2 separate regions of the Homo sapiens genome follow, and region 1 is linked to region 2. A link is a loop called in an ENCODE intact Hi-C map of the cell type or tissue named here. Cell type or tissue: lower leg skin. All regions are shown on one strand. Each heading gives the region's core, and the rest is flanking DNA. Links, peaks and the distances in the headings are about the cores only. Region 1 overlaps SLC7A1 (solute carrier family 7 member 1). Region 2 has its middle 110 kb from the start of SLC7A1.

Region 1 (2,906 bases), core at 279-2,778, 190 kb before region 2:
TCAGGACACAGCCAGTCGGGGGAGACGGCAGGAGCAGCAAGAACTGGCCCAGGCCTGGAGGCCGTGAGCTGAAGGTCCCTGGTTTACATGCATGTGCACACACATGCATAAGCAAAGCAGGCCCTAATGGGAGTGATCCCTTCTTCCTCATTTGAGTGGAGCCAGCTGCCCTCAGCCCCGGGCAGCTGTCATGGTGTCAGAGCAAAGCCCTGAGAAGCCAAGGGGCAGGCAGGGTCCGGCCCTAATGACCCATCTGAATGCAACCGGAGAAGGACAACAGGCCTGATTTTCCTTTTTAAGTGCACTACTGTCATTTGGCTCTGGGGTGGGGAGCTGCTGGGGACACACTGTTTTGTGGTACTCATCTGGCTTGATTGCTGGGTGTCTGGGGCTGAGCGGGAAGATGGCTGCGAAAGTTTGGAGTATGCACAATTTCAATCCCAGAACAGTCCCCGGGAGGAAGGCCTGGTTCCCAAGATAAGGAGAGAAGGTGACCTCCGTTCTGCCTGAGGCTGCGGCAGCTCGGGGCTGAGCTGGTAGGGGAGGAACTGCTTTGTTCAGAGAAGTGAGGAGACACAGTGGCCAGCCGCAGCCTAGTGGCCCCGGCCAGGCAGCTGTCTGGAGGTGACCAGGGCCCGGAGAACCGGCTGCAGAGCCGAGGGTGGGCTGGGGCTGCAGGTCAAGTAATTGCACCTTTGGCTGCAGTGAGGGTGTGGACGCAGGTGGTTTCTGTTGCACTGGTGGGGAGGGTGGGGTGCCTCCCGGTCCTCTGGGGGCGTCCCTCGGGGCTGCTGCCACCTCCGGGGGGCGGGGCTGTGCGTCACTTGCACTGGTCCAAGTTGCCGTCAGGAGTCCTTGCTTGGTCGGCATCCAGGGACGCCTCCTCGCTGTGCCACAGGCCATAGCCAAAGTAGATGATGAAGCCTGCGGGCCGACAGCAGAGACGGGCGTGAACAGACCGCCGGTTGCACCACCGCAGGCAGGGCTCAGAGCCCAGGGCGGTCCCACAGCAAACCCTCTCAGGCGGCCTGCCCCTGCCTGGCATGAGCCCGCAGCCAGCGGCCCCTGTGACCTTTCCACATCTGGAGCAGCTGCCACACGAAGGCCACTGTCTGCTTCGACATCTGGCAAAGCCCTACGTTCCTCTGGACGGCCTTATGCTGCGGTGTTTCCTGAGCAGACAGAGCAGCTGGGCCAGGGCCACCAGAGGCCATCGGGTCCTTCAGCTTAGCCCCCTGATGCCCCCGGAGGCCACGAGAGTATCGAGAATGTGCACTATGGAGATGGGGTTTCCCGCAGGTGCTGGAGGTCTCCAGGCTCTCAGCCTGGACAGTCCCACTGCCCATTTCTCCACATAACTGAGCGTCAGACTGCAGGAGACACTGAGCCCCAGGAATGGACTTCACATAGGAGTCCACAGCCTGTTCCTGCACACGGGACTCCAGGGTGGGTCCAGGACCTATGCTTCTTACCACCTGCCCAGGGGCTGGGGCCACCTTGTGTGGCTGACACAGGAAAACAGGCCTTAAAGCAAGGACTCAGCCACCCACAGCCCAGGAAAGGAGCTCAGGCTCCTGCACACAGGGACTTTGACAGGGATGCTGGGAAGAGGCGCCCCTCTGCCTTCACCAGGCCTGGAGGAAGTGGCCAGTGAGCTGTGAGCAGCTTTTTCTCAGAAAGGCTCTAGGAGACGTCTGTCTAACAGGCTGGACTTTGCAGGGAATGAGGACCCACCCGGCTGCCAGCAGACAGTGGGCCGCAAAGTATTTCCTGGAGGAAAAGCACCCCTCGAGGGCCCTGGGAGATGAGGCAGCAGCCATCTGCCCGTAGCATGCAAACTCAGGGCTGCGAGGCTGTAGGGACATGGTCCTGAGGGGCAATGGCCAGGGCCACTTTCCTGGCTATCAGCACTATGACTCAGATGCTGAGGGGAAGGAAATGAGATCCTCCCCTCCAGCCCCTGGGGTGAGATGCCCAGAGGCGTGGGACTACAGGCTGCACCCACCCCTGGTGATCTATCTCATGTGGAAGCTCCCCACCCTAGTGGCATCTCCCATAGGCTCCAAAGCACTCTCCCTCCACAGAGAAGACGCAATCACAGAGGAGCCCATGACATCCACCCTGCCTGGGCCTAGTGCCCGTACCAATTTGGTGCTGGGCAGGCCAGGGGGCCAGGAGGCACAGGCCAGACTTTCCTGTCTGGGGTGAAAATAACTGGTACCTTATCTGCAGCAGACTCATCACCTTGTTCCTGTTAATATCAAGGTCTTGCCCAAAAGAATAAATAGTTTGGACAAGAAGCAATGGAAACAAAAAGTATCTAACAGGGAGGAGAGGACTCACAGCCTACCAGGGATTCAGCATTATCTTCGAGAAAGCTGCTGACTGGATGTGCGTCATTCTGTTATGAAATCTGAAACAAGGGAGACCCCCAGGGGAAGCCAGGATCTTGGACGTGCTGGCAGCAGCATCACATACCTATCAGCATCCACACAGCAAACCGGACCCAGGTGCCCTGGTCCAGCTGCATCATGAGATAGACGTTCACGAAGATGCTCAGGATGGGGAGCACTGGCAGGAAGGGAACCTGAAGAGACAGGAGGTGGCTTCAATCCATGGCAGTGGCGCCGGTTCCAATAGTTCAGTAAAACTGTCTAGTAAAGGCAGCACAACTGAGAGTGACAGGGACCGTCGGGCGAGTGTGGGGAAGAGAGAGGGAGTGCCCACCCCCACTCCCACACCCCACACACAGCCCGCACCCAAACACACACACAAACACACCCAAGGGTACATCTTAGTAGGTGGGGATTTGATTCTAAGCTCTGAATGGCCAAATGAACTCCATTCTCATTTTTCTCTGTTGCGATTCTCCTGCTAAAGAAAGGACTAGAAGACGGACCTCCACT
Region 2 (2,906 bases), core at 152-2,651:
CCAGGCTGGAGTGCAATGGTGCGATGTCAGCTCACAGCAACCTCCGCCTCCCAGGTTCAAGTGATTCTCCTGCCTCAGCCTCCTGAGTGGCTGGGATTACAGATGCACATCACTATGCCCGGCAAATTTTGTATTTTTAGTAGAGACAGGGTTTCACCATGCTGGCCAGACTGGTCTCAAACTCCTGACCTCAGGTGATCCACCTGCCTCGGCCTCCCAAAGTGCTGGGATTACAGGCGTGAGCCACCACGCCCGGCCAATACCATGGACTATTACTTGGCTATAAAAAAGAACAAAATAATGTCTTTTGCAGCAACTTGTATGGAGCTGGAAGCCATTATTCCAAGTGAAGTAACTCAGGAATGGGAAACCAAAAATGGTATGTTCTCACTTAAAAGTGCGATCTAAGCTGTGGGTACACAAAGGCATACAGAGTGGTATAATGTACTTCGGAGGCTCAGAAGTGGATGAGGTACAATGTACACTACTGGGGTGACGAATGTACTAAAATCTCAGACTTCAACACTGTACAATTCATCCATGTAACCAAAAAACATTTGTACCCCAAAAGCTATTGAAATAAATTTATATACATATATAAAATGTAAAAGTTCTGCTCATCAAAAAGAGCTCAAGAAAATTAATAGGTAAACCATAAATTGGAGATATATATGGGACAAACACACACACACATATATATACTTATCTGACAAATGATTTATATTTGAAACATACCAAGAACTCTACAACTCAGTACTAAAAATATTAACAACCCAATAAGTGAATAAGTAACATCACTGTGATCCTGGGTCCAGGTTCAACTTACGTCTCTGGAGGCTAAAGAATGAAAGTTGAACTATACTGTAAGAAAATCTGCTCCATCATCAGCAAGGCTATTTAACGTTTTTCAAAAAATAGCCATGTCAACTCAAAGTACAGTATTGCTATTCCAGTAATCTTTGGTTCATTCTCAATGGGTCTCCAAAGAACTTTACAGATATTAATCAGATAATCTTCCCTGTTTCCTTAAGAGTCAGATGAGGGAGTGAGCAGCCTAATCCCATAAAAACAGAAAACCAAGGAAATGCCGGTCGCTGAGATGCAGCTGGAGGCAGAGCCAATAACCCAACTCTTGGCCCCTGGCAGATGGAAAAGATGCATTCTGTGAGTTGAGCAATGGATCAGCACTGTGATTAAGTAAGAGCTGTCTTTCCACCCTTCCTGATGCACGCACCCAGCCTCTCCCTCTGCGGACAGTTATTATATAATGCCTCCCTCTCAGGGAGAGTCGGGGCTTGCTTTACTGCGGGATCTGGCTTAAAAGTTTCGCCCTGCCGACTGCCTCTGGGAGCCTCCAGTGACTCATTTCCTGCTCCCGGGCTTGTGCTGTAGCTCGCAGCGATGACCCCGGGGTCTCCACTCCTTCGCCATCGCTGTTTCCTGGCCTCCCACAGGCTTCCAGGACTCCACCAAAACCCTCCTGGGTGCATTCCTCATCCCCGTTCCCATCCACCCTGGGCAGGACTTGAAGTTGCCAGAGCAGTAGCAGTCAAGTCTCATTGCCAAGGGCCAGTGTCATCACTCAGCATTGACGGTCTCACCAACATTCAGGCCTCCGAGCTTCGTTTCTGCTGATACCCTCACCTGGAATGCTCTTCCCAATCCTCCTCAGCTCCCCCAGTAACGTCATTCACCAGCCTCAGCATCCAGGTCCTCCCTCTCCTCCTCTGCCTCCTGCAGACCCTCTTTATTAGCGCTTGGGAACTTGACAATGTGCATACCTTAACAGAGCCCTTTGACCTCCTGGGAAACGAAAACAGGCAACAAACTGTAAACACAGAATAAGACCATATCAAATACAGAGAAGTGCTATGAAGAAAACAAAACAGGCTCATTGACCAGGGAAGGAGTGGGAGTATTTATTTAGACCACATAGCCTTGGAGGAGGTGATGTTTGAGTTGAGACTTGAGTGAGGAGATGGATCCAGCCCTGCAAAGGTCTGAGAAAAAGTGTATCTGACGGGAGGTGGAGGTTGTTCAAAGGCCCTGGGGTAGAAATAACTTGGCATTGGAGGAAAGGGAGAAAAAAGCCATCTGATGGGGGAGGAGGTGCGTGAGGGGTGAGTGGATCAAGGCGAGAGGGTTTATTCAGGACTGCATGGGAGCTGATGACAGGGAGGTTCCACGCCAATTGCTTTCTGTTGGTGGAGTGAGGATCAGACAAATGCCTCGTGCGCTGGGTCCTGTTACGTTGCAGTAGTGAGGACGTCACTTGCAAGAAGCATTTGGTCCTTTCTTCCCCAGTCCCCAGTTAAGCTCTCCTGGCTGGGCCTTTTGTCAAGTATTCTGTGGGCTGCACTGGGCTCTTTAGTTGGGTAGCAATTATTAATAGTTCCTGTTCAGAGCACTCTGCAAGAGAGTGGCAGATTGAGAAGGCAACGTGTAGCTTGAAGCTCTTCCAGACCTCCAGGACTACTGGTAGGAGACAATGGCAGAGCCCGTCATCATAATTTCTTTCCTCCTGGCTCCTTAGATCTAGAAAACCAACCTTGCATTATTTTACACAAATTAGACGATCAAGGCAAAGTCTCTGAGTGACTGAAAATGCATTTGCAATGACAAGAGAGGTGAGAAAGTGCAGGAGTTCATGGGGTGGAGGTGACTATTTCACAGTTCTGTTTCCAATCCATTAGCCCTGGGCTTTGAGGGATCTGATAAAGGGGTGGAATTGGCCAATTTCCTTCCTCTTAATAATTAGAACAGCCTTAACAAAGAATGCTTGCTGAACACACACCGAGAGCCAGGCACAGAATGTTCAGCAGTTTACCTGGGAAACTTGTTCAGTCTTCACAACTGCTCACTTTTCAGATGAAGCTCAGAGACAGTAAGGAATCTGGTCACTGTCA

The links. Hi-C counts contacts between places; a loop is a spot of excess contacts. Peaks named below come from ENCODE experiments on the same cell type or tissue, not always from the same donor. Only the 100,000 strongest peaks of a DNase experiment are listed, where the experiment ranks them.
Region 1: a loop joins it to region 2, with 2.8 times the contacts of the local background. A loop is called at or near these places in 83 of 110 quality-filtered maps.

The regions. Positions count from the first base shown.
Region 1 is chr13:29,513,660-29,516,565 of GRCh38, forward strand. It overlaps SLC7A1 (solute carrier family 7 member 1), which reads right to left. Exons shown (of 13, transcript NM_003045.5): 12 at 2,479-2,587; 13 at 1-924. The coding sequence ends at 821. Among named protein-coding and RNA genes, the nearest start is that of MTUS2-AS1, 27 kb to the left of the region's middle. In lower leg skin, for the core only: no CTCF peak of the experiment used is centred there; no DNase peak of the experiment used is centred there.
Region 2 is chr13:29,701,787-29,704,692 of GRCh38, forward strand. No RefSeq gene overlaps it. Among named protein-coding and RNA genes, the nearest start is that of SLC7A1, 110 kb to the left of the region's middle. RefSeq lists enhancers at 699-1,898, 872-1,409. In lower leg skin, for the core only: no CTCF peak of the experiment used is centred there; a DNase peak (open chromatin) is centred at 1,262.